Linked DNA regions of Mus musculus: region 1 is linked to region 2. A link is a loop called in an ENCODE intact Hi-C map of the cell type or tissue named here. Cell type or tissue: heart. All regions are shown on one strand. Each heading gives the region's core, and the rest is flanking DNA. Links, peaks and the distances in the headings are about the cores only. Region 1 holds the start of Gm35521 (predicted gene, 35521). Region 2 holds the start of Tll1 (tolloid-like).

The links. Peaks named below come from ENCODE experiments on the same cell type or tissue, not always from the same donor. Only the 100,000 strongest peaks of a DNase experiment are listed, where the experiment ranks them.
Region 1: a loop joins it to region 2, with 2.1 times the contacts of the local background. A loop is called at or near these places in 1 of 42 quality-filtered maps.

What each region holds. Positions count from the first base shown.
Region 1 is chr8:64,405,106-64,421,562 of GRCm38, forward strand. It overlaps Gm35521 (predicted gene, 35521), which reads right to left and starts at 15,924. Exons shown (of 3, transcript NR_166077.1): 1 at 15,753-15,924; 2 at 11,777-12,567; 3 at 3,520-3,747. In heart, for the core only: no CTCF peak of the experiment used is centred there; no DNase peak of the experiment used is centred there.
Region 2 is chr8:64,194,456-64,210,912 of GRCm38, forward strand. It overlaps Tll1 (tolloid-like), which reads right to left and starts at 11,553. Exons shown (of 21, transcript NM_009390.3): 1 at 10,760-11,553. The coding sequence starts at 10,928. In heart, for the core only: a CTCF peak has its summit at 10,001; a DNase peak (open chromatin) is centred at 9,936; H3K4me3 peaks cover 2,051 bases; H3K27ac peaks cover 1,254 bases; H3K27me3 peaks cover 882 bases.

The DNA.
Region 1 (16,457 bases), core at 7,550-11,549, 210 kb after region 2:
TGTCACTGTGCTGGACTACTCGGTTATACTATCAACTGATGCAGATGATGGTGTGGCATGTGTGCAGCTGTAACGTGGTGCAGCACTGTAGCATCTCCCTTTCCTACTCATAAAGTGAAATCTATTAGTATCGACCACAACTGACATCCCCCAGGGGACAAAAATCCTCCCTTCCTCATAAGATGCTTCTCTGGTGGGTTTCTCGGAGAGGGTGTGCCTGGTGAGTCATCATTACAAGGCACTTTGTTATGAACTTCATAGCCTAATTGTTTATGATTTAGAAACATCCATATGTAGATCTCAGATGAAATTTTAGTATCTTTATAAATGAAGGATGTTGGGAACATGGTGACATTTCAAAGTCGTATTTTTAAAAAGTCTCTGGGCTGTTGAGAAAGCTCCACGGGTAAACACAATTTCCATCCATGTTGGGGACCACAGTTACATCCCTAGAGTCCACATTGTAGAAGGGACACACCTCTTGCAATTAGGCCTCTGACCTCTGTATTTTTGCCCACAGTTCCCAAAAAAATTAAAATAAAACTTTCTTTAAATCTCTGCCTTGTAATGAGGTGTTGAAATATTCAGTCACATACTACCAAAACTCTATGAATGAATAGAAGTCAGGCCTTTCTTCTAACACAGTTCAAGATGAAGTCATATTAAAACTGATTGTGTTACCTGCAAAGGCTAATTCTCCTATTATCAAGTCTTTCAAAATAAGATTTTTTTTTATTTTTTTTATTTTTTATTGGATATTTTCTTTATTAACATTTCAGATATTTTTCCCTTTCAAGTCTACCCTTTGGAAACTCCATATCCTATCCCCCCTACTCCTGTCTCTGTGAGAGTGCTCCCCCACCCACTCACCCACTCCCATCTTCCCTCCTTAGCATTCCCTTACACTGGAGCACTAAATCCCCTCAGACCCAAGGGCCTCTCCTCCCATTGATGTCCAAGGTCATCCTCTGCCACATATGCAGCCTGAGCCATGGGTCCCTCCATGTGTACTCTTTGATTGATAGACCAGTCTCTGGAGCTCCAGGGGGTCTGGCTGGTTGACACTGTTGCTCCCTCCATGGGGCTGCAAAACACTCTCAGCTCCTTCAGTCCCTTCTCCAACTCCTCCATGGGGGGAGGGGGGGCAGGGCACACTCAGTCCAATGGTTGGCTGCGAGCATCTGCCTCTGTATTTGTCAGGACACTGCCAATAATACCTAAATATGAGGAAGGTATCAATCACTTTTTCACACATCCACATGTCAGAATGCTATAGATCATTAACTCAGGGAGAGATGGGGAAGCCATAAGATCCTACTCACCCTTCAGTCAGTGTATGAATGATACGTGCTCACACTGAACTAGACTGAAGTAGACTACTTGTGCTTTTTTTTAATTACTAAAAATATATTAAAAATAATTTTTATTTTATTACTAAATAATTTCAGTGAGTATGGAAGATTATCATCTCATTAGTTTGAAATGGGTTTTACGTGTATTAAATTAGTTAAGTGCCAATGAATGAGTCACACATATGCCCATACATATGTGAATATATCTTTATCAGTGCATTACGTATATGTGTGTATGAATACACACATATTGTTCAAATCTATACTAATATAGAGTGAAGACAGATATTTAAATAGAGAGTGAACAGATATCAATGCATAGAACAAACATTAACAAGGGCAAGAGCTTACAGCTAAATTGCTGAGTCATGAGCTCTAGCCCAATGTTTGGTTCACACTAACTGATACTCCTTTCTCCCCAACTGTACAGGACTGTAGAATGCAAACTTAAGGAGCTCCTCCTCTGCAGTTGTAAAGTTTAGACAGGATACTCCAGTTCCTCCTCGTAACCCTTAATTTTGTGAAATGTCAGTGACGCTCAGCTGCCCGAGTTACACAACCTAAGTCATGTCTTCAATCATAAATGCCATTCCATCTTCACTTTAATTTTAAGGCCCAAGGACTTTTATGTGGTTAGAAAACTGTCCGAGTGATAATAAAAATTACAGCATAGCTGCCTTTGACAGTTTATGTTTCCCCTAAGCATCACGACTAACCATGACTAACCCTCTCAAATTAATTTAATTTCATCGAATAAAGCATCACAAAATACAGAACAGAGTCATTCCCATGAAGGCAAGCCAGATTCCTCGGCTGGCCGCTCCAGAGGCTGCAGCCCCATCTGGGGACAGTTAGCATTCCAGAGCTCAAAAGCCCTGGCAAATCCTCACTCCTCCTCTGGAGTAGTAAACGTTCACTTCTCTCCTTAGAATACTTTATATCTGGTCATGGGTGATGTCCCAGTTTTTATTTTCTTAATCTTACTAATAACTTACTTTTAAATATAAAAAGAAAACAAACAAACAAAAAAAAGACTTTTGTTGACAGTGACTTATTTTTTTCCAGGAGGAAAAAATAAGAAGTGTATGCAAAAAAGGGTCTTTTTAGTTTTCATTTTAAGAATTTTTGTTTTCACTTTAGAATACCTTCAAGAAATCAGGCTTATTGTCTAGATGGTGTAAAACTAGGTGAGTGCTCATATAGAAACATTCTGTCACTGCATAGACAGAATTAGAAAACATTTTCTGCCTTCTGCCCCAACAATATACCCGACGCAAAACTCATCAGGTGAAACAGCAAACCTTTTGCAGAGAAGAAGGCAATGAATTTTTGACAATGCAATTATTGTGCTTGGGTTACCTACCTACACAAAAATGCATGTTCAGCGTATAATAATCCAGATGGGGAATTGAAAAGATTGTGAAAATTAGTTTTTAATAAAAACTAGTAATAATTTAGCCCAAGGCACACAAATGAACAAATGTGCATTATTGAAACTTACAGGGAAAATGTTCTCTTGGAAAACTACACCCAATTTCTGTAAGAAGTACTTTGCAAACATTGTACTAAAAGTTTCATAATTTGACTCAGTTGCAAAGCTCCTCAATCCCCCGTGGACTGCAGCCGAAGCCCTACGACAAAAGACAGCTCTCTTTGGTTGTGCAAGTTGGAAATCACTTTCTCCGTTCCAACTCCCTTGCTATCTAAGTGGCTCCCTACAGCAATCATAAAAATTAAAGTGGCCGAGGAAGGAAACCGTAGAAATATGAAAGTGGGTTTGCCCAAAGTAATACCCTAATTTCCCCCTGGATCCTCTCCTAGGAACCATGCTGTTTCTTTTCATAACGTTCTCAAGTTCATCCACCTCAATGTACTTTCCCCTAACTAATCTAACGGTGCCTGCGTCTCCGGTGGCACCATGATAGCCTAGTCCCTTACATCCCTGAGGTTCTCAGTTTATATCTCCCCTAAGCATCACGACTAACTGTGACAGCCACTGCAAATTAGTTTGATTTTTTTTTTAGAATAAAACATCACAGCCCTAGGCTGAACACCGTAGCCCCCACCAAGCGTCCATCAGGAAGTACGTGTGAGGCTCTTTGTACATCACAGCACAATTTCACTTTTGTCATTATTTTCAATTCAACCACACCAAGAAAACCAGGAGAGAAATCGATTTTCTTTTCAAAAAAAATGTTTTACATGTATTATTTTGCAGGGTTGTGGGGAGATGCATGCCATAGCACCCCTGTGGATGTGGAGGGTCAAGTCCTTTCCATCTTGTGGATTCAGGCAATGGAACTCAGGTCTTCATTTCAGGCAACTGCCCTGACCTCTGCACCACACCTTTCACCTTTTGTCATGAAACTCCAAAGCCAGAAAGAATTTTTACATCCTTTAGGAGCAAAAGAGAGAAGCTGGTAGTTAAGGAATAGCTAATGATGGTGGTAATTATGTACTTAAGGCATTTTTGTTATTCAAATTATTTTCTTTCTTGACAGAAAATATGGTCAAAAATAACACAGGATGACATCATTGCCACTTTGGGGGCTTTTGAGCATATGGGCAGCAATGCTTAGCAGTTTGCTGGTTTTATTATCACAAACATCAACAGGTTTATATAGACATGAACATGCTTTAAATTACTTTTGTCAAGGATGATCCAGAGCCTGGGAGATGGCTCAGTGGTTAAAGTGCTTGTCATACAAACTTAGGGGACACAGTTCAAGTTCCCAGAACCAGTGCTAATGGGAGGTTGGGTTGACAGGATGTCATTCTAGCCTGTGCAGGTAGAAATAGTAGATGCTCTTAACAAGCTGTGCTCTTATCAAGGTGAGACTAGCCAAATCATAGAGCTGTGGGTTTGGTTGAGAGGATAAGGTGGGTAAATGATCTGTCTTAAAGGATAAGGTAGGAGAATGATTTTAAAAGAAGAAGAAGAAGAAGAAGAAGAAGAAGAAGAAGAAGAAGAAGGAGAAGGAGAAGGAGAAGGAGAAGGAGAAGGAGAAGGAGAAGGAGAAGGAGAAGGAGAGGGAGAGGGAGGGGGAGAGGGAGAGGGAGAAGGAGAAGGAGGGGGAGGGGGAGGGGGAGGGGGAGGGGGAGGGGGAGGGGGAGGGGGAGGGGGAGGGGGAGGGGGAGGGGGAGGGGGAGGGGGAGGGGGAGGGGGAGGGGGAGGGGGAGGGGGAGGGGAAGGGGAAGAAGAGGAAGAGGAAGGGGAAAGAGGAGAAAGAGAAGGAGAAGGAGAAGGAGAAGGAGAAGGAGAATCCCTCACAAATCAACCTTGAGTCTCTATGGGACTTCCCCACTCACATGCATGTGTTTTATATACATGTTAAAACTCACAGTGTGAATACACATAGTATGAACAGACACATACTATGAATACACAGAACTCATGAAAAAGAAATGCAAATACACACACTATATTATATACATATAATATATATATATATATATATATATATATATATATATATATATATAATTTAGTGAAGATGGCTTAGTGGTTAAGAACATTTACTGCTTTTGCAGAGAAATGGAGTTCAGTTCTCAGCACCCAAGTCAGGTAGCTCATAACCACCATAGACTCCAGCTTGAGAGAACCTAGCGCACTTGCCTGACCTCTGTGAGAACCTGCACACCCATGTCCATACACATACATCTAAGTAAGAATTTTACAGAATACAGATTTAGGGGGAAAAAAGTAAAACAAAGCTACAAAGAAGACAATGAAAAGCACAGGTCTACTTGAGATGTTGCCAAGCGACATCTGGATTCACTAGCAGGTGCTGTGCTTAAACATCTCCAGTCCTGGCTTAAGACACCGGAAGCCTTGTCCTGGCTTTCCCACTTAGCTAACAGTGTGATTTGTCACTTGTAAGAGGTACAGAGAAATTAAAGACTGATATCGGGATCATCCTGAAAAAGTTCCCTCTTGCCAGCAGCTCAGAATGTCTTTCTTGTGAATTGCAACCCTCAGCATGTGATTAGGAGGATGAAAAAAATAAATTCATTTCTTTTTGTTTGTTTGTTTTGTTTTTCTTACTTTCCTTTTTTTATTAGATATTTTCTTTATTTACATTTCAAATGCTATCCCTCAAGTTCCCTATTTCCTCCTCCTGCCCTGCTCCCCTACCCACCCATTCCCACTTCTTGGCCCTGGCATTCCCCTGTACTGGGGCATATAAAGTTTGCAATACCAAGGAGCCTCTCTTCCCAATGATGGCCGACTAGGCCATCTTCTGCTACATATGCAGCTAGAGACATGAGCTCTGGGGGTACTGATTAGTTCATATTGTTGTTCCACCTATAGGGTTGCAGACCCCTTTCAGCTCCTTGGGTACTTTCTCTAGTTCCTCCATTAGGGGCCCTGTGTTCCATCCTATAGATGACTGTGAGCATCCACTTCTGTATTTGCCAGGCACTGACATAGCCTCATATGAGACAGCTATATCAGGGTCCCTTCAGCAAAATCTTGCTAGCATATGCAATAGTGTCTGTGTTTGGTGACTGATTATGGGATGGATCCCCAGCTGGCACAACTGGTGGTTATCATGTAGAAGAATGCGAATTGATCCATTCTTATCTCCTTGTACAAAGCTCAAGTCTAAGTGGATCAAATACCTCTACATAAAACCAGAGACACTGAAATTTGTAGAGGAGAAAGTGGGGGAAAGCCTTGAAGATATGGGCACAGGGGGAAAATTCCTAAACAGAACAGCAGTGGCTTGTGCTGTAAGATCAAGAATTGACAAATGGGACCTCATAAAATAAATTCATTTTAATACATAAAAATAGATTTGAGTTCCCAGCAACAGGCCAATAAGGAGGGGTTAGAATAGGGAAAATAGAGGAATACAGCAGAAAGAAGTTGGGGACAAGCTGGCCCAGCCAAGGTGACCCAAGGCTGGAAAAGGAAAAAGTGGCAGAACTATAAGAACAAATCAAGACTGCTCGTGGCTGAGCTTTCCTAGAATGTTCCAGGGCGCAGACAGTTAGTGAAGGCTAGTCCCACAAGGTGCTTCTGGGGGGGGGGGGTGTAGGGGGGGGGAGAATTCACCAAACCCTAAGTGAAGCAAGCATTTGTCAGGGAAAGTCCATTCTAAATGTCATTTCACGTGAATATGCAAAAGTGTCATGGTGAAACCTCTATGTTGTGTATTTAATATAAGCTAATAGAAATAGAAAAGAAAAGAAACGAAAAGAAAAGAAAAGAAAAGAAAAGAAAAGAAAAGAAAAGAAAAGAAAAGAAAAGAAAGGAAAGGAAAAGAAAAGAAGACTACCTCCTCTCTTGCCTATATACTGGAGAAAATTGGATAAGCCCAGAGATGGCTGCATGCTCTGACTTTAGGAAGTAAGCTTAGCTTGCCCCAAACTGTTCCTGTCACATTAACCTTTTGCCTTTTGTAAATGCCTAAATATACATTCATCATCTCTCCTTCTTGAAATATCACCTTAAATTAAGTATGCTCAAAAATGTACCTACCCATAAAATGCATTCTTAAATTAATATAGATTCCTCCAAAATACAGTCGCAATACTTCCTTCATTTGGAGGGCATTGGTTTGGAGATAACTCCTGTGTTCTTCCTGTCTGCATGCAGTTTACCAATCTTTTTCCACTCTTTAAAAAGACAAAAAATATTAGAATACTGGGCTGAGGAATGGCTCATCAGTTAAGAGCGCTGCTCTTTTGAAGGACTCCCGTTCTGTTCCAAATGCCCACCTGGAGGCTATCCTGTAGCTAGAGGTCCATTGCCTTCTGTCAACACTTTGTTCACTGTACCACCATATGCACTATGTACATGGTACACAGACACACACACACACACATATGAAGTAATATTTTTGTAACACCAACTATTGTGTACAACTAAACAACTAAGGAGATGATAGCTGTTCTTAAATCTAGTTCCCAAATCTGTTATGTGATCTGCAAATCATTTGTAACAATGCTGTTAGTGTATCCTGTGGGTAGCGTTTGAGGAGATGAAAATATGGCTTTATTTCATTGACAGAGAGAAGAAAGTAGACCACAGTTGGGAGCGACACAACCTAAGAAAAAGAGAAACATCAATGGAAAGGGAAATTTAAAGGAAAGAGTGACTAAGAAATTGCCACCACTTTTGTTAGTGACCCCTTGGGACCTCGAATCATTTTTATTTAAATATCATGGAGTCATTCGCTTTCCACAAGCTGAGACTTGAGGAAGCCCAGGCTGCTGGCAGCTGGCAGCTGGCAGCCAACATAAAGTAATTAGTATGGTGCGCTGAGTATGGTCGGTCGGCATGCAAGAAATCAAAGGGAAGCCGTAGAGTGAGCACATGAAGCTATTTTTTCCGGAGCTACTTTTTAAACTTTCATCTTCAAAGTCTATGGCTACCTTTTCTCTCAGCCCACCTACGGAGAAAGGTGCAGCTTAAAGGGAAACAGGGCATCTCCACAGCAATAGAAAATAGGAGAGCATTCGGAACCCACAAGAAAAACAAGCCCCAGTTTGTCAATTCTACCAAAAGGCTCTCTCTCTAAAGACGCTGCAGGATACAAGGCCTTTAATCACTCAAATCCTCGGTGAACTCACAGCCGCTCTGCCAGGAACCTGCAGTGCACGGTATTTTGGTTCCTATAGACACTTCAATGTCTATGACAAGTTGAAAATGCGACAAATGGTATTGTTCCATAGAAGATAAATGTTAAGTTCAACTTGTCATGTTTTTTAGTAGAAATGATGTAACATCGCCCAAAGGCATGTGATAATCTATTTAGAGAAACAAAGGGGAAAATAGAAGACTTCAGAGATAAAACTGGCCAATGTTGGAGCACTGTAAAGATGAAATGGTACATCTTTTCTGTAGCTACAGCATCAGTGGACATCAGCCACACTTATGTTCTTTACTTAGTGTCTTGAAACATTCCGATCATAAGCCTAACTGTGCCATTGCTCACAAGCAAATACTTGGCACACAGCTTGCCTGGAAAAAACGAAACACTCATCTAATACACAGAATATAACCATTTTTGCTATCACACAGTACTGCAGAGGTCGGAAATTCAGTCACTTTGAGAGATATAGTTATATACACACAAGCATACACACACATATAGTTACATGCATACATAGTCACACACATACACATCAGAGTATGCAGTTTTCAGTATCTCTCCCTAAGAGACAAAGCAACTTTCAGAGATTAAGAAGCCAGGCTTCTGAGCCTAGAAAGATTAAGTACAGGATCTATTATCATGACTAACCAACTCAAGTAATGATGCCCATGAGGCACCTAGGGAAAGAGTCCTTTTGGGAAATGTTATAATTTGGGTGGGAAATCTTCCTCATTTTATGCATTTGAACACTTGATTCCCAGCTGCTGATCCTGTTGGGGGAAGTAATGGAACCTTTAGGAGTGGAGTCCTAATGGAGGAAGTACGTCATTGAGAACAGGCCTTGAGGTTTTTATTGAAAAGTCACAACCTGGCCTCCAGCACCTGTTGCTATGCTTTCCCCAAGAGAGATTGAATCCTGTTTGGAACTACAGCCAAAATAAACACTTCCTGTTTGTCACTGGCTAGGGGGCTTGTTTATATTCATTTTCTCTGACAATTAAGGAATTAAAAGACAGGAAACATCGCAGAGAGATATGGGGGTGGGGAGGGAAGACTCCATGCAGAGAAGAGAGAGCAAGTGGACAGCCAGTCTTTCTCTGGAAGAGATGGGGTGTTAAGCTGGAATTTGTCCATCTCCATAATTTTGGATTGGAGTTTATAGACATACAGTTTAAAGTGAATGTGTGTGTGTGTGTGTGTGTGTGTGTGTGTGTGTGTGTGTGTGTGTGTGTGTGCACACTCTCAGAATCAGACTTGAGCATATCTGACCAGCCTGAACCAGCTAGCCAGAAGAGGGACTCTTACTGGCAGAAGCAAAAGCTGGCTGGGCCTTTGTCTCAGGTCAGGAGAGTAAGGAAGAAGCTAGAAGTTTGCTATCTTTACTATTTCTTTATGGTTGCTTTCCCTGATGAGAAATTTGTCTAACTCTTAGACCTTCATCTTTCATTTGTTTTTGTCACAGTATTTTGTCACGACAACCAAAAGACATGACAACTGGAACTATGTCTTAGCTACAGTTCTATTGCTGTGAAGAGACACCATGATCAAGGCAGCTCGTAGAAAAGAAAACATTTAATTGGGGCAGTCTTATACTTTCTGAGGTTCAGTCCATTATCATCATGGTGGGAAGCATGACATCATACAGGCAGACTTGGTGCTGGAGGAGCCAAGAATTCTTGGCTCTTCTACATCTTGACCCAAAGGCAGGCAGAAGGAGACTGTCTTCTGCGGGCAGCCAGGAGAAGGGTGTCTTGCACCCTGGTGGGAACTTAAGCATAGGACCTTGAAGCCCACCCCCACAGTGACTCAATTCCCCCAACAAGGCCACACCTCCTAACAGTGCCAAGTCCTATGGGCCAAGCCCTAGGGTTTACTTCAGAATTCGTGGAAGGGCTTCAGGAAGACTTGCTGATCTCCACACGTACAGACACTCAACAACTACTATCAAATGACTTTGGCCTAAAGTAAAGAATAAGAGAATAAAGACATGTGTCATTTTCATGAAAGGCCTAAGATATCAAAATCAACTATCAAAATCATCAGAACTTGAGTGGTGAAGTAAAAGCTAAAATATAGTTTTAGGTTAAAATGCTGCTGTTCAGCAGTTCAGTGTAGCTGGGAAACCCAATACCTGGGGGCTCTTACAGTAGTTGAGTTTGGCAAATTCCAAATTTAGCTTGTGTTTTTCATACATTGTGCTACTCCAAGATGGGTGGCATCTTTATGGTCTTTTTCTCGTTCTCTTTTCTTTTCCCCTATTACTTCCTAAGTAAGAAAAACCTCTGCTATCTGGGAATAACATTATTGTTGGCTTTGACCCTTCCTGGACAATTGTTGAACTGTGTGCAGCTGTTGAAATGTAAACGAGAAACGAGTTAACCACATAGCAAAATGTTATACTTTCACTCCAGCTTCACTGAAGTTTAGTTCAATAGGCTTAATATTGAACATTATTAAGTATATGCAATTTATCTTAATTTTTGTATCTCATATAAATTACTCCACATTCACAAATGCAGAATTTAAAAGGATCAAAAACAAATACATAAGTTAAAATGCATATTTAATGATATCCATTTTAAGAGTACAGGAAGCACCTTTATTTCCTTGTCTGAAGAAGTAGTTTTCCATGAACAGGTGTGTGTGTGGAATATGTATCATAGTGTTTGTAGTGGGTTCACAACTATGGCCAGGTTGCAGCTAACACAATCAAGCAGTAAGTCTCCTGAGACCAAAACACACAAAACTTAGCTCATTGACTGTGAGTTTACATCATGTGTTTCTAAGAAAAGGTTTTGCTTCGAAATGTTTTTACTGATTAAAAGAAAGCAGTCATATAAAGACCACTAAATGTGGCTCGAAGCAAACCACAGAACAGTGGAAGATGTTCTCTTCAGGCAATCTCATGCGAGTCAGCAGAGCACCTAGATGTGGATCTAAGTTCTCCTTTCCCAAGCAGTGATGTTTAACTGTGTCCTGTTCCTTTCATTGTACAAGGGAAGGGAAAAGGCAGAACGGTGTTGAAGCAGAACTCTATACTAGAACTCTGTGTAGAGCATAGTAATGTATCCCTGACACCCTAGCACTTGAGAAACAGGTGACCAGACTGCAAGTTCAATGTCAGTCACACTACGTAGTGAGTTCAAAGCCTGTCTGGGAGATATAGTGAAGAAATAAAGTAAACACCAAACCTGGTGCCCCAAGTGTACAATCTCAGCTATCTGGGAGTCCGAGGAAAAGACAGGCTATAGTTCTATAGTGTGAGCTGCAGAGTGATTTCAAGTCCAGGCTGGGAGACTTAATGACATCCTGATTCTAAATAAATAAATGATACATATATACCTACATAATACATTACATACATACATACATATACACACACATACATGCATGCATGCATACATGGAAAAGCACACACACACACAAAAAGTCTGGGATATAATCTGATGATGAAACTTCTGTGTTGTACTAAACCCTGAGACCAACCTCAGTGCCACAGAAAAGAAAATTACTAAAACTACACAAAGAAAGTGCCAGGGAAATGCTGTGTGCCTACCCAAATCCCTGCCCTAAGTGAGATAAAGGGGTTTGAGACGTAATAACTTGTGTGCTGCTCTATCATTTGAGGAAAGGAATATCTGTAACATTTCAGTTCCGGTGGTATATTAATTCTAAAGTTAAAACCAGATCTGTTTAAGAGATTACTAAATTGGTTTAACAGAGCTGGGAATGCCAAATTAATTATCCAAGAAACTTAATAGATCCACCATCTTTTCTTATTTTTTCAACTGCGGTTACATCCTTGTAGGAGTTAGAACTTACTTGTGAAGCATTCTACTTGATTTCTCTAAGCACACTGCTTCCCAGCCAGAACTACATTGTCACAAAGCAAGCATCCGCCCCGCTGCCCTTTTAAATCCTTTGAAACTCCAATCACAGAAGAAATACTTAGGAAAATGTGGCTCTTTCATCTCCGTGTGGCCGAGGCTACATCGCTCTTCCTACAGAACCTTGCAACCCCCGGTTCCTCTTCACATTTGTGAGAAATGCTTTGAAAAAGCCAGTTCCAGCCAAAGTTCTCAGCCTTCTATTTCCTTCTTTACTTAAAATGAGGAAATGATTTGTAGAAGGAGAAAAAAAAATAGAACAATACAGGGATTCATTTACTGTCTGCTTGGCTGGTCTGAGTGATCTCCTTGTCCTCAAATTTGCTGACTCTGGAAACTCTGACTTGCCTTTTTCTATTTCTTCTCATCATCAACCATGGAGTTTGTAAAACATAAATGATAAAGTTTCTTCAACGCTTGTCAGATGATTAGGCTAAATGTAGTCTTCTTGATAAAGACATACGGCAGGGACCATGACAATTCAGTGTTGGCAATGATTGCTCTTCAGTTTTCTATGGTCTGTGTAGTTCAAATTCATGACTTTCTTCTAGAAGTGAAGAGCTGAAATATTGACCTGTTACCATCTTCCTGCCTCCAAAAGTTTAATCCTTTCTCTAATCTCTCTCTCTCTCCTTAAATCCTTTTTCTTCATTCATGTTATTCATATTCATTTTATGTTACTTCTTTTTATTTTATTTTCTGTGGCCATATAACCATTTCCTGGAACTGAAAAAGAAATGTAACTGTATAAACAAAGTCAGGGGGTAAGAAATGTAGACTATATTACAGATAGCACATTATCTTGAAATGAGAAATAGCTTGAATTCTGATGACCATCATCTCACCATTTAGGTTAATCAGTTATGCTGCCAAAATGGATTTCCCCCCACCAAGCAACAGAAATTCACTTTTTTGCAAAAGGGCGTTACCACTTTAAAAGAAAATTAGAAACTTTAACTCCCCTTCTGATATTTGCTAAAAACATAAAAATAGGTGTTAGTGGTGAGACTGAGGGAAAGCTGATCAGAGAGTATGCTGTGGATATGGTGGGGTTTTTTTTTGGGGGGGGGTATTTATTTCATTTACATTTCCAATGCTATCCCAAAAGTCCCCCATACGCTCCCCCACCCACTCCCACTTCTTGGCCCTGGTGTTCCCCTGTACTGAGTCATATAAAGTTTGCACGACCAATGGGCCTCTCTTTCCACTGATGGCCGACTAGGCCATCTTCTGATTCATATGCAGCTAGAGACACGAGGGGGGGGGTATTGGTTTTCATATTGTTGTTCCACCTATAGAATTGCAGATCTCTTCAGCTCCTTGGGTACTTTCTCTAGCTCCTCCATTGGGGGCCCTGTGATCCATCCAATAGCTGACTGTGAGCATCCACTTCTGTGTTTGCCAGGCCCCGGCATAGTCTCACAAGAGACAGCCATATCTGGGTCCTTTCAGCAAAATCTTGCTAGTGTATGCAATGGTATCAGCATTTAGAAGCTGATTATGGGATGGATCCCCGGATATGGCAGTCTCTAGATGGTTAATCCTTTCGTCTCAGCTCCAAACTTTGTCTCTGTAACTCCTTCCATGGGTGTTTTGTTCCCAATGCTAAGAAGGGGCAAAGTGTCCACACTTTGGTCTTCGTTCTTCTTGAGTTTCATGCGTTTAGCAAATTGTATCTTATATCTTGGGTAATGGCTATCTTGTCAAAAGCAATCTACAGATTCACTGCAATCCCCATCAAAATTCCAACTCAATTCTTCAACGAATTAGAAAGGGCAATCTGCACATTCATCTGGAATAACAAAAAACCTAGGATAGCAAAAACTCTTCTCAAGGATAAAAGAACCTCTGGTGGAATCACCATGCCGGACCTAAAGCTTTACTACAGAGCAATTGTGATAAAAACTGCATGGTACTGGTATAGCGACAGACAAGTAGACCAATGGAATAGAATTGAAGACCCAGAAATGAATCCACACACCTATGGTCACTGGATCTTTGACAAGGGAGCAAAAACCATCCAGTGGAAGAAAGACAGCATTTTCAACAAATGGTGTTGGCACAACTGGCAGTTATCATGTAGAAGAATGCGAATTGATCCATTCCTATCTCCTTGTACTAAGGTCAAATCTAAGTGGATTAAGGATATGGCGATTTTATTTCCCTTCAGTGAACAAAGCTGGCTAACTGTGGGGTTCGGTTTGGTGTTTGATTTTTTTTTTTTTCTAAAATTCGTTTTTTAATTTCTTAGCTAGGAATGTAGGTAAACACATGTATTATTATTCTCAAAAGAAAGAAAGAAGACAGGAAGAGAGGGAGGGAAGGAGGGAAGAAGGAAGGAAGGAAAGGAGGGAGGGAGGGAAGGAGGGAAGAAGGAAGGAAGGAAAGGAGGGAGGGAGGGAAGGAGGGAGGGAGGGAGGGAGGGAGGGAGGGAGGGAGGGAGGGAGGGAGGGAGGGAGAGAGGACCAAAACAAAAAAGGAGAAGTGATACTTTCTCTCTTCCATAGTTCCTATCAAAAGAAAACAAAAAAAAAAAAAAACAAAAAGCAAACAAAGCAATATACTAGTTCTCCTATATAAAAACTGCAGCTTTACCTCCGATCAAAGACCAGAAACTAAAGGTCAGTGAAGGGCTCAGTCACAAATAGGACGTCTGCATTGCCTTCCTCCAGAGCTCAGGGAACATCCCAGAAGAGATGCCAGTAAGATTCAACAGGATCAAAATACATTGTATAAATTATGAAAGTCTCAAAAAAAATAACAAAAATGTATTTCTAAATATCAACTCTACAAATCAATCCAATAACTATACGGCATCTTGTATTTAATTGCTATTATAAATCTCCACTATAATCTAAAAATCACTAGAAGAAACGTCATTGAAGAATCATTCTTTTTACAACGAAAGGGGACACCACCAATTACCAGTGAACAGCGGTGACTGTCACTCCATGATAGAGACCCTGAGGTTAACCTCTTAATTTCTAAAAAGCAATTTAAAAAAAATAAGGTTGAGCCATATGTTTATACTACCACGCTAACAGAACCCGCCAAAATATACCTCACATAAGAAGTTTATCCTGCTAATGCCAGATTTTAAGTCTATGAAAGGTGACTTTTATTTTTAAGTATAAATTTTATCTACAAGGCAATTCTAGGCCTGTGGAAAATTCATCATTGAAATGCATTCAAAATGACACTAAGAGTTCAGCCATATGACATTGGCCTGCCGTTCAAGGCACCAATATTCCTGAGTACTTTGCATCTGGACTGCCAACTGACTTTCCATCTAATGAAACTATTTAGCTGACAACACTCTTAGTAAATAAAAACAAAGGAAAGGCGACTAAGGAGTCCCTGGTGGTTTACGAATCAAGTCCTCTCAAATCCTTGGAACAAAGGCCAGCAAACTAGATAAGCCCTTTCTATTATTCACATTTTCTACCAAGCCTGACTGATCCCAAGACCCCTGTAGAAAGCTTAGTAATGGACAACCAGACTAAACTGGACCATACACTGAAGAAAGAAAAATGGAGAGCCTGGCATGGTGGCGCATGCCTATAATCCCAGCACTTGGGAGGCAGAGGCAGGCAGATTTCTGGGTTCAAGGCCAGCCTGGTCTACAAAGTGAATTCCAGGACAGCCAGGGCTATACAGAGAAACCCTGTCTCGGAAAAAAAAAAAAGAAAGAAAGAGAGAGAGAGAGAGAGAGAGAGAGAGAGAGAGAGAGAGAAAGAAAGAAAGAAAGAAAGAAAGAAAGAAAGAAAGAGAGAAAGAAAGAAAGAAAGAAGAAAGTAAAAATAGAGTGGGCAATTAGGATTAAAGTGCATAAAGTATATGAAAGAAAAGACTTTGCTAAGATGCTGTTAAAGACGCCAGGTTAATCTCCTAACTGCATCCTTCATACTTACCCTTACACCCCCATGCAAGTGTAGCGTTCCTTCCTTTCCAATGGGGCTTCTTTTATTGGAGAAGGAGACCATTACAAAAAGATACAACTCCTCAAAATATAGAAATCAAATGACAGAGCTATTTCCAGCCCCAAATGATACATCTACAGCACAACTCCTACACCGAAGACTCAGAAACATTACAGAAGAGGGGGCAGGAAGATCGTAAGAGCCAAAGACTAGGACCTCTGCTGCAAGATTGAGACTTCTAGCTATGTCAGAGAAACTGCACCAAGAAAATCTCAACATCATGGCTCCCTAAACAAGACCTGAACAATTTCAACAGCTGACAGGCAGTAGAAATGGGGGAGATCTCACAAAGCCCCATCCCGAGATGAAGAGTGACAAGCAGCTAAGAACTGCTGAGAGGAGAATTAGTTTTCCACAAGGATGAGTCCCTTGATTGGATAATCAGTTATCCAACATCAACTGGTCAGCCTTAAAAATGTATTTATATAGGCAACATTGAATGGACTCAGAAGGTTGTAGGCCTTTATTTATTCGTTTATATGTGAATGTAACAAAAATAGTTAAAGAAGACGAGGCCTCTGCGTTGCAGAGAGGATCAAGTGGGAGTGTGGAAGGAGAGAAGAGGCAGGAGAGGAAATGATGTAAGTTTAGTGAAATTTTAAAAATAATTTACATATTATAAGTATTTGTCTGTTT
Region 2 (16,457 bases), core at 7,650-11,649:
AGAGTACAATTATGCTATTAGTGTATAACCATGTATATGAAATAGTATCTATTTGCAAAACAGGAAACAGGAGATTAGAGGGATGGCTCAGTCAGTCAAAGGCTTGCCACAAAAGCATGAAGAACCAAGTTCAGTTCCTAGCACCTATGTTAAACAATACAGAGCTCTGGGCATGTTCCTAGAATCCTAGTGCAGTTCCAGGAAGGTAGAGGTAGGAAGATGCCTAGGTCTTGACAGGCAGCCAATCTAGCCAGTCACTGAAATCTAGGTTTAGTGAGATACCATACCTGAAAAACAAAGGCAGAGAAGTAGAGAGGTGGAAAAGTGATTGAGGAAGACATTCCTCATGTTAAATCCTGTCCTCCACAGGCTACATGCACAAAGACACACACACACACACACACACACACACACACACTGTAAAGTAAGAACCTCAGCATTCTATTTTACTTCATGTTTCTGTGCCTAAGAGAGCCATGCTTCATTCATGGTAAATGCTAGAGAAATATTGAATGAATTAATGAACATTCGCAGCTTGGGCTCATATGTTCAAACTCAGCTCTTTGTAAACATGGGATTTTGAATGTTTAAACTCAAGTCAATCCAGATGGCAAACAAAATCCAAACCAGAAACTACTAGGAGACTATGTAGCCAAGATTCTACTCACACACTAATCAATTGAATATTGACAATATATCTTGAGTATATAGAATTCACATATATTGGCACACTGGTTTTCTATCACATCTTTCTGAACAAAAATATTTATGGGGAAGGGTTTTAACTTCTCAAGAAGAAAGGTGTTAGAATACTGGAGAATGAATATATCTTCACACATGATGAAAGTAACCTTTATTTCACTAATATTTTTATAAAGATCATCTTTCTAAAAAAAATAAGTACCTCTAACTTAAGAAGTTCTCTGTGCCCTACATAATTGTACTGTTTTGCACAAAAGTAATACAGCACTAAGTTCTGGACAAAGAAACATATACCTTACATTTATATAGTACTCATAATAATATGAGGATAATATTATCTCCATTTTGTATATCAGAAAATTAAGCATAACTGAGCTACTAACCAAACTGTCAAAGTCATATTTATTATGTAGAAGGTTCAGTATCAGAGTCCATTTGTATCTGATTCTGAATCCCATCCCTTGTATAGGACAGAGACCAACTTTCAGTTGACAGTTTTCTCCTTCCACTATGTGGGTCCTGGGGGTTAAACTCAAGTCATTGGTGTGGTAGTTTAGATGACAATGGCCCCCACAGGCACATAGGTTTGAGTGTTTGGTCACCAGGGAATGGCACTGCTTGAAAGGACAAGGAGGTGTGGTCTTGTTAGAGGAAGTATGACTAAGGGTGGGCTTTGAGGTTTCAAAGAGCCAATTCCAAGCCCTGAGTCTTTTGCTTCCTGCTGCATGAGGATCCAGATGTAGTACTTTCAGCTACTACTTCTCCAACATCATGTCTGCCTGCATGCCTGCGTGCTTCCTGCCATGGAGACAATGGACCTAATTCTCTAAAACTGTAAACCAGCCACAATTAAATGCATTCTTTTATAAGAATTGCTGTGGTCATAATGCCTCTGTCACAGCAATAGAAACCCTAACTAATATATCTGCCATAGAAGCAGGTGCCCTTACCCTGTGATCACCTCACCAGCCTCCAAGTTATTAATAATTATCCTACTTCTTTGAAACTTTGAAAAACAATTTTGAAACTAAATCAAATTCACACAAAATATTTGCATATAAGAAGAACAGGAAATAAGAGAAGAAGGGGAGTGGGAGAGAGGTAAACAATGTGGTTGTCCTCGGTCCTGGGTTCAGTTCATCTCTATCACAAGGAAATGGAGGACAAGTTATCTTTAAATGCTGAGCTATCTCTTCCATCAAAAAAAGAGTATACAATAGAGTGTTTATGAAGTTAAAGTTTTGTATTTGAAGTTTGTATTTGAAATTCTACTCTGCTTTTCAGAGTATCTTCTAAAGATTTGCTCCTACTGTGAATATTTCAAGCCTAGAGTCTAATTTAAAGCAACCCAAGCTCCAGATCTGGTCCATTATTCCCACTCTTTACATTCTAACCCTGATGAATGTGCCTGTTGGCCACATTTTACTTGGGCCCAGATATATACAATTTCTTTTTATGGATTGATAAAATTACCTATAAAGAACCAATACCAGCAAATTTTAGGTTTCAAATGGAATTTAACAGTGAAAGGACTAGTATTTACCAGATTTTGTGCTGAACTACTTACTAAAACAAATACAAACAGGCATTCTCCTGTCTAAAAATTTTATAAAGGTAATATATTTTCTTTGAAGAAATTATCATCAGCATAACAATACTAGACTTCCAAACAGTTTATCTAACCTTACTGTTCCTTAAAGTTTTCAAAGCATATGATCTCAGATCTTTTAGATTTTATGGTTGAAAAAGGTGATTTAAATATATATAATTACATAGTTTATGCATTTCCTCAAAGAAGCTCACACACCATCTGCATATGTGACAGTATGAATCATTTCCATAAGTGGCCAGCATTTAAAAGAATGCTCTTCATACCCATTGTGAATTTAAAACGTTAAATTTTGCATGTGCATATGTGCATAGTGCTGAGGAGTAAACCCAGGACTTCATGCCAGGCAAATGCTCCATATTTAAGGTACCTTGACAATTTAAATACAGGGAAGAAAAGTCCAGCAGTACCTTTCCTAACCTGCCCCCCCCCCCAAACACTCAAATATTCAACTCTACAAAAGCTAGTCATATATACTCTTAGTTATTTCATACATGGTAGACATTTCCCATTTCTAGCTCCTCACACATAGAGAATACTCTCTCAAAAGAAGACCTTCATTTTACTTCACACAAGTGAAACACACTGGTCTTACTCTGACAGTCGAGGGGAAGGCCTTTAAAATTCACAAGCACTGATGAAAAGATGTAACCTTGCAAGAGCAAATCACAACAGATGGATGCCTGTGTAAGACTCATCACCTCTTCAAATGAAAGTCTTACCATGTTTGCATTGTATTAACTAGACTACCAGAGTATGGGGCCACACAAAAGGGAGGGAAGACATCTACCATGTGGAAACCTGGGCTCATTTCTCATCATTTCCTATCCCTAGGACAGGATGAGCGACTAGTGAGCCTTTCCCAGGTCTAAATTTCCTCACATATCGATGAGAGACTATGTTTGTGTGACTGATGTAATCCACAGGGACTTCTTCCACAGACAGAGAACTCTAGATTCTTCTTATTTTAAGACTAAGTCTAACTCTATAGCCTTGGGTGATGTGAAATTCAAAAAGGTAAACCAAGATGGCCTTGAACTCACAGAGATCATCCTAAGATGTGTGTATGCCATCCCATCTTCAATGTGAACTGTGTTATAATACATATCACAAAGATGATTCCTACATACCTCTGTAGACTTCTACCCTCTTGGATATTTTCTATTTATTTCCTGTTCTCCCTTGAGGCATCTTAAAGTTTCTACTATCTACGCACTAGAGTCATATGCCACCCAGCAAGAAGATGCAGCTCAATAAATATGTCCTTAAGCAATATGTCTGTTGTATGGCATTGTGTAGAGACTTGAGGTGACCTTATTAGGTAATATCATTTATGGGACAACCATTGTATGAAGTCTGTTACTTATTTAAAAAGTGTATATAAACATATACATTACATTTATGTAAGTATATATGACCACATACCCCTGTCTTAAAGCACAATACTTATTAGAACACACACACACACACACACACACACACACACACTCAACCACTAAGCAGTTGTCATCTCAAACTGATCATGGAAGAGGACCAGAGTTTGGTGGATCCAGAGTAGTCAATCAACTGACCCGATGCTACACAGACTACCAGCAAAGCACAAGAACCAGCAAACACTACACAGTACAGCAAATACTACAGTATCCCAGTAAACACTTCACATTCAGTCAAAGCCAGAGAAAGAGTTCAAAGGACTATGATAGGAGCAAGCAGGCCAGTAACCCCTGGAGGTGACTCTGTGGTGCACAATCCACATGCTGACAGCTTAACATGGATGAGAAATGCAAGGAATGAGCAAACCGTTACACCCTGCTGTCCTCCACCCCTGCCTCCCCCATCACACCAATCAAATGGCATCAACAGGAACCTTAGTAACACAGCAGATATCAAACCCTAACAGTAAACATACATATTTTATCTCAGGCCCTGTGGTGACTCTTTTCATTGATGGAATACTACAGTGTTAAACGTTGTTGTTAGAATCTTTTTTGAAAACTCTGAGTCTGAATGCTTTACCCAGGGTATGGACACACACCATTAGATTTTTGTTTGCAGCTAGCTACCTGTAACCTCATTACTAGCAGCCAAGGAATTGTTTAACATGTGATTGACAGCAAATATTTAACTGAAACTATAAACGTAAATTGCAAGAGAGAAGGCGGAAAAGAACACACACTTCCTAGTTTCACTTTTTGGATTTCAATTATCACCTAATTTACAATGCATCTTAGTACAAATCTATGGCTGAGCACTTTAGAGTGGCCGGAAAGAATAAGCACACATTTTCTAAGAAGCCCTTGAAATGAGCAACGCATTAGGCCAAGGTGTCCCAAAATCCAATGGTCAATATCAGGTCTTAGGACTTAAAATGGCAAGAACTAAATAAGTAAACAAGAGGTCCCCTCTGGCATTCTAGGGAAACACATTATTCTCTGAAATTCGATTCATTGCTTTGAGACTAGAAAGATTTTTTAAAATATTTTCCTCTCAAAGTGTTATTATTCAATAGGAAACTAAAGGAAACAAACCACTTAAGCTTTAATGCTAAATAGTTGTGCTATGTCTAAAGATGCGGAGAAGATTCTCCACTCCTCAAAGTTTGATAATTCCACAATTCACTCCCAATCTTGGAATAAAAATATATAGCAAATTATTTCAAAACTCTCCCAGAAAATGAAATCTTATATTCCCTGGGGTCTCTCTGGTCCCCTGAGTACTGGCCAAACCTTGTTTTGAGCTCATGCAGAAGGAATTCCTAGAGTGTGGAGGGGGTAGCAACAGAATCCTTACTAGAACCCTCACCACATCCCTGAGCATCAGAAGGTTTCAGCAGAATATACCTTGCCTCATTTTAATGGCTATCCAACTGTGTTCTCTAACATTTCTTACAAATGCTTACAGAAGATCCCAGTTAAAACATTTTCACAGAGAGACTAAAGCACTATTAAAACCATAGACATTGTCCTAAAGTAAACAACAGTTAATCGACAGGGCTGCTTACAAATCTACATCTCAGTGTCATGCGGGCCAACGGGCCTACAGGAGACTTCTTATACTGTTAGTTGTGAATTTTATGTTTACATGAGTCATGTTTGCTGAGACACTCAAATGTAGGGTTCATACCTGTACAATAAGGGAGGAAGACTGAGTTTCAACAGAAGAAATTATGTTCACATTAGATTGTCAAACAGGTGTAATATACATGTTTTGGGAAGAAGTATTTATTTGTGGTATAGTTTGAAATGACATATTTTGATTCTTCCAGCTTTCTTCTCTTTGTTGAAGATAGTGTTGGTTATTCTAGGGTTCTTCCTGAATGATACTGGCATAAAAACAGACATACAGCTCATCAGAACAAAGAGAACCCAAAGATAGTTCCATGCATTTCGAGCCAAATGACTTTCTACAGAAGCTCCCAAAACACACATTAGAGACAAGGTTTCATTTAGTCTAAGCTGGGCTCTAACTCACTGTGTATGCTCGGTAACCAAGGACCGCATTGAACTCGTGATCCTCTTACCCAAATTCGCAGGTGCTGCGATTTCAGACCTGAACCTTACACCTGTCAAAACACATTTAAATAAACAGTTCTAGAAAAACCGTGTCTATGTGAAGAATGAATGGAAAATCAACTCGAATGGGGCTAAAGACAAATATAAAACCCCCAAACTGTAAAACTACAAGAAATAATAGGAAGCCATTTTATACCATTGATCCAAGCAAGGATTATATTTTGGTCAAGGACATAAAAGCACAAGCAAAGAAGGAAAAGGTAGACAAGTAAGATAATGTGAAACTAGTAATATTCCAGACTGTAAGGCAGAGCAGAGCAAAGGAACAGCTTACAAGATAGGAGAAATTTTCACATACTACATCTATTACATAGTTAATATCCAGAATATTTGAGGAAACTAGAAACACACACCCAAAACTATCCCTGTGAATTTTCAATTTGCCAGTTACACTGTTTGGAGTCAAAAGTGTGAAAGGAAGGGGAGGAGGAAAGAGAAGAGAAAAGAAAAAGAGGAGAGGAGAGGAGAGGAGAGGAGAGGAGAGGAGAGGAGAGGAGAGGAGAGGAGAGGAGAGAAGGAAATAGGCTTTAGAAAAAATGACTTGATCTAAGAAATTCATGGGGAAAGTAATTTATCTTTTCCAATTGCCACTAACTTCTACTTGTGAACCAAAACACCCACTGGCCCTCCAGAGAAAGGAGAAATAAGTGTTCACAGCAGATAAGACTAGAACTCAAGTATACAGAACATAATCCCTTATTTTGGCCCTAAGTTGGCTACACCAAAGGCAAAATGAGAAATATATATGAACGTATGTATGTATATATATTTAAGATCTGAGTCACGAAGACTAAGACAGAAGAGACTGGTTAAAGCAGCAAAGCCTGAAAGTGAGTTTTCAAACCAGAGTTTGGCAGCCCAGAGAGGTGCTGACTTCAAGGTAAATGTTTGGATATTTCAAATTGTTATGGAATAAAGTAGACGTGGAATTGGGCATCAAGCTCTGAAGTGCTGTACCTAAGAGGATGCCAGTCTAGCCAGAAAATACACCACCAAGAACAACAAAAACAACTAACCTAGAAATGAGAAATCAGAAACCTGGGAAATTTTTCCTAAGACCTCAGGGACGTGGAAACCAGGGCCCTGGTCATGAGGAAAAGCAACAAGAAGCCCTTGGGATGCCAAAAGCTTACTTTTTCATGACCGTGCCCACAGATGCTTTTCAAAGGGCAAGTTCAACCTCTCACCTCACTGACCTTTAAGAAACAGAAAAAGAACTGTCTACTCATCTTCTGTATTATGAAAAGAACTGTTTCATACACTGCTTCCATGTGAATATAGAGGGGATAACACACTTACTGACAAACACTATATTTCATTAGTCGGTCTTCAAGTGTCTACTCACCATGTAAAGCCCTGTTTAGTCAATCCCCATATTTTCAGTGGTCTGAACATCCTTAATACCTTCTTACATATCAAAAAAGAACAGTAAGGAAGAGGGAAAGAAGGAAAAGAGGCAGCACAGAAGGGTAAAGAGAAAGGCAGGGAAGTGGGGAGAGGAGGAAGGAGGGAGGAAGACATGTTAGTCCAATTGTTTCATGGGGCTCTGCTTTTAAATATTGTTTCTGACACAAATCCAGCCCATAAGTGTGTAAACTGACACTTCACAGATGCCAGTCTTCAGGTTAACACTTACTGGCACAGCACTCTAAAAGGAGGCAGGTCATCACCTGCTTTAAGACAAGCTCCCCATGTCTCTGGTGACCCTTTATGCTCCAGAGAGCAAGAGAGGAGCACCTGACTGTGCACTCAGCTGAGCAGATGACCTCCCCTTATAAAGCAGTCAAGAGGTCGGGCAGGTATTCCTTAGTGTTATTCTGTCTGCATCTCTGTGCAAATTCATTCTCAGAAGGAAATACCCCTTCCATCCCCGCAGATTTCATCTGTGAACACACTTGAAGTCATGGTATACTAAACCACGTATTTTCATTTATACTAGAAATGTCTCAATCAACTCAACTAAATGATTACAGGATTTCTCTCTCTCTTACAGTTTTCCAGACTTGAAGTCAGAACTCTTACAGATAAATAACTACACTCAACTTCATAAATATACTAAGGATGAAACAATTTTTAACAAATTATTGCTGAGAATAATTTTCCTTGGATAGCATGGGTTTTTGTTGTTATCTTATTTGGAATAGAATTTTGTAGATGAAACTATGAACAGCCTCTTGTTGAGTATGAACTAGATTCTTAAGAGTGGATCTGGCAGTATGACTCAGTAAATAATACTTTTAATCTCTGACATCCAGGATTTAGATTTAAAGTAAATGAAATTAACTTCTGATATCAAAGTAATTTCCTCCAAATCAGTCAGGATTACAAGAAGACTTGGGCTGATTTCTTAGATTTGTGTTTGTTGTTTGTTTCTTTATGTTTCAAATAAAATGTCAGAAAGAAAAAAATTTAAAATGCAGCAGGAATGGCGTTCTGGGGTAACCTCATAAAGTCACTGGGGCTCTGTTTTCCTGTCTGTGCAGTGGGAAGATTGATTGACAAGCTCCAGCACACTGGAATGTCATGAACCTAGCTAGAACAATGGACTCAGCTAAGTTTCAAAATCATTAAAGCTGTTTGTCATATACCATCAAGCCACTGTGTACAAACAAGCAGGGTATATCAGAATGTTTCTTAGTGAACTTCAGAAAGGACTTATTTCTCAGTCCTGGACCAGGCCCTGGAATCCACTACAGCACAAAGACATACCAAACGTCTTGCTTTTCTACTTTTGTATGGCTGTATTTCCCAAATGTGCTCTCTCTCTCTCTCTCTCTCTCTCTCTCTCTCTCTCTCTCTCTCTCTCTGTGTGTGTGTGTGTGTGTGTGTGTGTGTGTGTGTGTGTGTGTGTGTGTGTGTATGTATGTTATTTCAGAAACCTTCTTTTGACTCTTGCTTGGGATTTTGGTGTGCTCACATTTTTCATGTTATTTTAACTTTCATTTGTCTTGCATAGTACTAATAAAAGAGATAATAAGATTTTATCACTCTGTAGCCAGAGTGATAAATTAAAACCTTTCATCTCAGTATGGTAAAGGTGGGGGAGAACACTTGGAAAGAGACCCCTGCATCTTCATACATCTTAGCCTACTACACTGGCCATTCTTCCCTTCTCAACAGATACAAATAGACACATGCTCAAAGACATACGACTCCTCAAAGATAGGTAAGAAAAACAATAATAATTCTAAGTTATTATTTTCTATTTTTATTCAAAAATAATGCTATACTGAAGGGGAAAGAAAGAGTCAATATTATTCAAGTTGTCTTTTCTTTTCTTTTCTTTGGGTGTTTATTTGCAAAGAAAAATAAACACCCAGGGTTTGCATATGCTTGAACTCACAGTAGGGACACCTCACCTTGGTCTTCTTCTTTGCTGATTGAATCTTTCACAGGAAAGAACATCAAAATGGACAGTTCCTTTTACAACATTATAAATCTGGGACCTCGCGCATACCTTAAGACAAACCGGAGATTCGCATATCCTTTGTTGCAGCATTACTACAAATACTCCACCTACCAAAAGTTGCATTCTAGTCACCACTATAGCCAGAAGAGATGCAATCAGTTAAAGAAGTCCTGGGAACATGGTGAAATTGTGTTTTGATAACAAGAGGGAATATGTCATCAAAGGTAAAACTTATCTAGGGAATGTGCAGGTTTTTCCTTCACTTGAGCACAGGTCTCCTTCATGCCCAGGAAGGGTTGCCTTACCTAGGGAAGGGGAATAAAAGCAGCCACAGATCTAACCAGTCTTGGAATCTGGATACACTTAGACCTATTGGCTATTTGGCCCACCCTTTCTCTGCCACCTAGTCTGGAATTCACACCTCTTGATGGAACAGACCAGATCGTGCCTGCCTTCAGTTTCTCAAGGACACTGTTATTTGGGCCTGTCACAGCAACCTTCCCAAAGTTAGTTGAGTCCGGGCTGAACTGAGATTGCCTCAGCCACAGTCCAACCGAATTTAGGACAGGGAATCCCCAAAACCCTCCCTAATGCTTCAGCCAGTGTTGGGTCCCCTAGGACACTGCCCTCACGTGGTTCCCGAGAACCGTGAGTGGGGCTCCTACCACAGGCGGGCAAAAGCTTTGGGCGGTGCAGAGGAGGGACGCGTGGTGGCGCCGGCTCGTGGAAGCAGAGAGCTACTCTCTGGTGTTCCCGGCCCGGCGGGGTGAGCCCGCGGGCTTCAGGGAGTGTCAGTGCCTCTGCAGCTCCGGAGAGTACTTCCAGGAAGACACAAATTTGAATGGGGTAGCAACTTGGTATAAATATTATTAGATTTAGTTTTAAATGGGAGAAAAATAACTGGGATCTTATCTACAACTGAGTTCTTTTAAGGTTGTCACAACACCCTTCTGGTCTGGAACTCACACTTAAACTCTTGGTAAAACAAGGAGTGTCCAGAGGCAGAGATGCCATCTCCACCCACCTTTTGGAAAACTCTGCCTACTCGGATATGAACAAACTCTGGGAAACCTCGTCCTGGAACAGCGGAGGTCTTGTCCCTTCCTGGTGCATTGAACCCGCTGCGTGCTGGCATTTAAAACCCACAGAAGCCAGCTGTGTTTATGACTTGTTTAATTTCACAGGGGATGGGGGAGGGATCAGAAACTACAGGACGGGACGTTTGCCTTAAGCGATGGGGGACCAGTGCTTGGCATCTGATCCTACTAGCACAGAACTCCAGGGAACTTGGGCCGCCGCGCAGGGTGGAGAGCCGGGAGGAAAAAGGAGAGGGAGAGAGGAGGGGCAACGATGGAGGGGCTGAGCAGGAGAGAAGGAAACAGGTGAGCTCTCATTGCCTCTTGAAGGAGATTCCAACGTCTTGGTCCCCAGCAGCGCACCACAGTCCCAACTTAGACAGGCACTTACCAGCTTTGCACGGGTCCTTGTAATCTATAGGCTCCGTTTTGTCCTCTTCGTTCCCATCAAAAGTGTAATCATAATCGAGGCCAGCGCAGACCCACAGCACCCGGGAGAAAACAATACCCGAGACCACCAACCACAGGAGCATCCTCGGGGAGAGCGCTTGCAAACCCATCCTCCTCCCCTAGAGGAAAAGGAGGGGACCAGACCCGGAGGGCCGCGTGGATATGCGGGGCTCTAGGGACAGTGTTCTTATCCCGACTGGGAAGCTCCTCGGAAAGACCTGAATGTTCAGGTGTCCGGAGACATGCGGATGTCTTCAGGACGCTAGAGAGGGCAAATGTCTCCCTGTCTCCCCCGGATGCTGGGGAACTTGGCCGGGGGCCCGCGGGTGGGCGGAAGGCAGGTGAGGAGCTCGGCGCAGGGCAGCCGCAGCCAACCCGGCTCGGTCTAGGTCGTCCTTCCAGCGGTCGAACTTCCCGCGATCACGACCGGCCGCGGCGAGAGGCGCACGGCGGGCTCAGCTGCCACCGGAGCTCCGGCTCCCGCGCCGCGCCCCCGCCGCTGTCAGGACCCCGCGGCCGAGAGCGAGCTGCAGCCGCCTGCGCCCGCCGCTGCCACCGCCGCTGCTCGGGGAAGATGAATCCGGTCTGCACATCAGCACATCTGAACTGAAAGGGGAGACCGAGGAAGGGGGTGGGGGATAGGCATTTCTACGCCGCCAGACCTTAAAAGCCTGCCGAAGCTAGGGAAGCTCCCGACTGCCCGGAGAGCAAAGGGGTGTGAGGATTTGGAGTGCCTCTTTCCCCCCCTCTAGGCTGTCTTTTTACCCTCTTCCTAACTTGAAAAAAAAAAAAATCTTCGCAGCATCTAACCCAATCACTCGCATCCTGCTTACTTATTCATACAATCAGGGTCAGGATCCGGGCCACAGCCTCCTCTCTGACTTCGTTTGATAGCCTTATACAAACAAACAGACACGAGCGCGCTGACATTTCCATTTCTATTTTACTAAAGATAAAAAACCGAATGCATTCCGCATTTGCGTCCACGAACAGCAATTAATAGATGAGGTACGTGTCAGTGCAGAGCGCCAGACCGGGGGTGGCGCGAGGGATCGTGACAACTTCGCTGCAAATCTCTCTATCTTGCCCCCACCCCACCCCCAGATAAATAGGCGATGTGTGTTTCTTTCCCTTGCTGCTGTTTAACCTTCCTACCTCAAGAGTGGAAGGAAAAGTATCTGACCTTTCTCTGTTTGGGTAAGAAAACAGGCATCTGTGCAAAGGCAGTCTCCTAACCAACAAAGTTTTACTAAGAACTAGAGAAATTAATTTTTTTTAAAAAAAATCGAGTTCCAGATCGCACCAGCAGGAAACGCTAAGCCCTCGCTGATGGGCTGGAGCTAGGGCTCACGTGGGCGCAGGAAGGGAAGTTGGAATACTCGCCTCGCAAATTTTCTGACAGTTCTGGCGCCCATGCCCAGCGCCTCCTAGTACCCTTCGGCTTCACTTGTTTGATTTCCTCCCTAGGACAGGGTGTAAGAGCCGGCAGCTGGATCAGAGAGGTAAACCACTCCTCAGCCTAGCAGACTCAAGACAAACACAGGTTGTGGGAAATTGGGGAAGGGAAAAAAAAATCAGAGGAAATCTCTGCAAAAAAGCCCCTGGTGTGAGCAATTCCGAGGTTTCCCCACATCTGTAAGTAGTTTCCAAAATAGGTGAGACGACTTCCCCCACCCCCAAGCTTCCGGGAGCCCAGAGAGCTGAGAGCTTTCCTTTTCTAACAATATCTTTTACTGTCACTTTAGCAGGGACTGTCTTCTGGTGCCTTTGTATCTTTATTAGAGGAACCCATCTCTATTCCAAGTAGCCATTTAGGCAAAAGTAAGGAGCCAGGGAGCCATGAATATCGGAATCCTCTGTCTGTCTGTCTGTCTGTCTGTCTGTCTGTCTGTCTGTCTTTGCCTATCTGTCTCTCTTAGGATAGGAAAAAACCACCTTTGGCTTGGAGATGCGACTACTCTATACTTGCTGCAGAAAAGCAAGCAGATAATCTGGACAACATACTGTTTTCTACTTGAAGGAAAAGGGTAGGAGGTAGACTGGAGGTGATTGTTTCTCGCTTGGCAAAGTTGGAGTTTCTTGATGACCACTACAATGATGACCTCTGCCTGTAGATCTTAAACATCTAATCCTGACATACAGAGCAGACCCAGACCGCGGGTTTAAATAGATAAAACATAAAAGAAAAAACAGAAAAAAAAAAAAAAAAAGCTTGCTAAGGAGGTAAAGACACTGCTTTCGAAATTTCTTGCTGAGTCATGATCAACCCAAACAGAAAAGCTGTTTGTATAATTAATGCTGGTGTTGCTCCTGCAGGGCTAAGCAAAAGTGCATCCTACATATAGCCCAGTTCAGAATGAGAAATGCAATTTTTCTTTAGAAGATCTCTGCTCTTGAACTGCTGACTGTGTCTGCATTTCTTACCCTGGACCCACTAAATGCCAGGAAACGTCTAAGACTCTCAGCATCTAAGATGATTTTCTTATATGATTTTTCAAGAATCTGTACCTAGAGCGCACATCCTGGGTAGGGATGGACATGTTTTATCATTTATTGGGAAAGAAAATGGTACCATATGGGGACAGCTGCCTTATTATGAATAGACAGTGATGTCTGCTAGACCTTCCTTACAGATCTGTCACTGCCCAGTTGAAAATGTTTATAAGTTTGAACTAGGGACATAGTTAATAGAGAGCTTGCTTAGCATGTACAATCCCCCGAATGGCTTCTCATGACCACCTAAAACAAATTTACACTTTAGTGGAGGACAGAGAGTTCAAGGCCATCCTCAAGGACATAAGTAGTGTAAAGCCAGCCTGCAATGCATGTGACCCTCTTTCAAAAAATGAAATACATTAAAGAATAAAAGTGTAATATATTTATATCCAGAGAATTGGTGACTACCATACTAGAGCATCAGATTTAAGGTAGAGAAATGTTTATTTATGGTTAAAATGCTTGCCATGAGTATTTGTATGCATCACAACATTCTGGGCCTCATAACCCCAAGAGCTTCAAGTTTTTAAGTTTTTACTTATTTACTTTGTGTGTGTGTGTGTGTGTGTGTGTGTGTGTGTGTGTTGTGTGTTGTGTGTGTATGTGTACGTATGTCTGTGTGTGTGTATGTGTGTGTGTGTCTGTGTGTGTTGTGTGTGTATGTGTGTGTATGTCTGTGTCTGTGTGTGTCTGTGTATGTGTGTGTGTGTATGTGTGTGTGTATGTGTGTGTGTGTGTCTGTGTGTGTGTGTATCTGTGTGTGTGTGTGTGTGTCTGTGTGTGTGTGTGTGTGTGTGTGTGTGTGTGTGTGTGTGTTGTGTGTGGGTAAGCAAGGGAACACCTTCCTGGAGTTGATTCTTGCCTTCCAGGTCTGGCTACCCACCTTGTGGACAGTCCCCTCTACTACTCAATTCCTGCCTTCCCTGGCCCACATGTTTTCTAAATTCTCCTGTCTCTGCCTCCTTCCCTGCTTTAGGAATGCTGAATAAGAGATGTATATCAGCATCCAGCTTAATATGGGTTTGGGGATTAAACTCAGGTTGTCACATGTACATGGAAAAATGCTTTTACTCACTGAAAAACCATCCCAGCCCTGGTTCTCAGATTTTAAATCTTAGACTTAGCTCTATTTGTATAAAATCATCTGGGTTTAAAAGTCTTTTTTTTTTTTTCTATAGTTGAGGGCAGATTTTTGTCCTGAACATGTAAAAAGATCAATTTGGAAAAATAGAACTGTGGTTAAGAAGTTGAATCTGAGCGTGGCTGTAGACATGTGCAGTATCTGAATTCAATCTCTTCAGGAAGATGGAAAAGAGAAATTGATTTCTTCAGGAAAACCTGCTGACACGGCCCTGGCATCCAGCTGGTGGCTGTCCTTGACCACCATGGCAGTACCTGCAATGACACTCAGCCCCTCATGAAAGGAGCAAACTGTGACACCAGAAAAAGGACAAACTTCATAGCAAATCATGATATTTTCTTTGCTACCATAGTAGTTAAATTATAATGTATGTGTAGAGACTGCTAAACCAGATAAGTCTGTTTTATAATCCAGCCAATTAGTCAAGAGCTTTCCTATGACATTAAGTAACATGTGAATATGCTCCCTTCGTGTGTCCTGTGAAAAAGTGATGCACAAAAGAATAATATCATTTAAAATAAGAAAATGGAACATGTCGTTCCTATAAAATACATGTCTGGAAAACTAAATAAACACATTTTTCAAACTTTATTGTAGAGTGAAATGCGGGTTTCCTTCCCACCCTCTCAGCTGAGTTTCATTTTGTTTGTTTTTTGTTTGTGTTTTGTTTTGTTTTTAAACACTTTAGATTGTAGCTAGGGAATTCTATAAATATACAATCCTAGGAAGCTGTCATTGCTGGGGGTCAAAGACAGCCAATATTGGCAATTTTATGTAGCTTCAAGCTTTAGAGGGATGCTTTATGTTATTAGCATTTGTTATTAGCATTTACATTATTAGCCTTATTCTTCTGGATGAAATTTTATATACTTTGGTAAAATACTTTCCTGTGGACTCTGAACCTCTGCGAAATCCAACCTCTACATTTTCTATTATAATACTAAAAAAAAAAAAAAAAAAAAAAAAAAAAAAGAAAACCTGAAAAAAAAAAGAAAACCTGAAAACTATGACTTCAAAACCTTATTTTTTCAATTTGTGTGTAGGAATGTTGTGCTTCATGTATGTCTGTGTGCCATGTGAAAACCAGAAGAGAGAGTCAGATCCCCTGGAACTGGAGGCATTCCCCAGGGCTGCCTGGAATGGAACCAGCATACTCTGAAGAAGCATCAAGATAATTACTCTTAGATAACACTGAGCCACCTCGCTAGCACCAACACTGTGACTTTTAGGTCACATTATTCTACATGTCATCATTACAGAATGCCCCCAGTTCATTTAGCTCTGTTTTAGTTTATTCTTGGCAATACATTTTTTTAGTACTTCTTTTTTGAAGTTCCTTCATGGTGCTAAAGATTAAAACCAGAGCCTCAGGCAAGCCAGGTGGGTATTTTACCATTGAACCATATCCCCAGCCCCACAACCTAAACTAATTACAGTGATCCTATACCTAGTCAAGATCTGTCTGTACTGCTAATAACAACAGACGCATATCACCATAGTGTCAGCTAAGAAAGAAGGGAATGTATGGCAATATTTGCTTCAGAATAAAAGTTATCATTTATTAAGGAAAAGGCTTGCAACTTTCCAGAGCAGAAAGAAAGTGTCTTGTTGCAATGTATTCTGGATACTTGTTTGTTCCTATGTTTGTTTGTTTTCCCTTTTTCTTTTACTGAAAATAGATTTTCTTTCTCACAAAAAAAGATCCTAATTATAGTTCCACCTCTCTTTATCCCTCCCAGCACATCCCCACATCCCTTCCCATTCTGATATATTCTCTTTCTGTCTCTTAGAAAACAAACAGGCTTCTGGAGGATAATAATAAAACAAAAACTAACACACTGAAATTGTAAATATAAAGAAAAAGAAGGAGGAGGAGGAGAAAGAGGAAGAGGAGGAAGGAGAGGAGGAGGGAGAGGAGGAGGAGGAAGAGGAGGAGGAAAAGGAAAAGCACCCAAGAGAAGGCACGTGAAGAGAAATCCCACTAATCTGCAGAGTCAGGAAA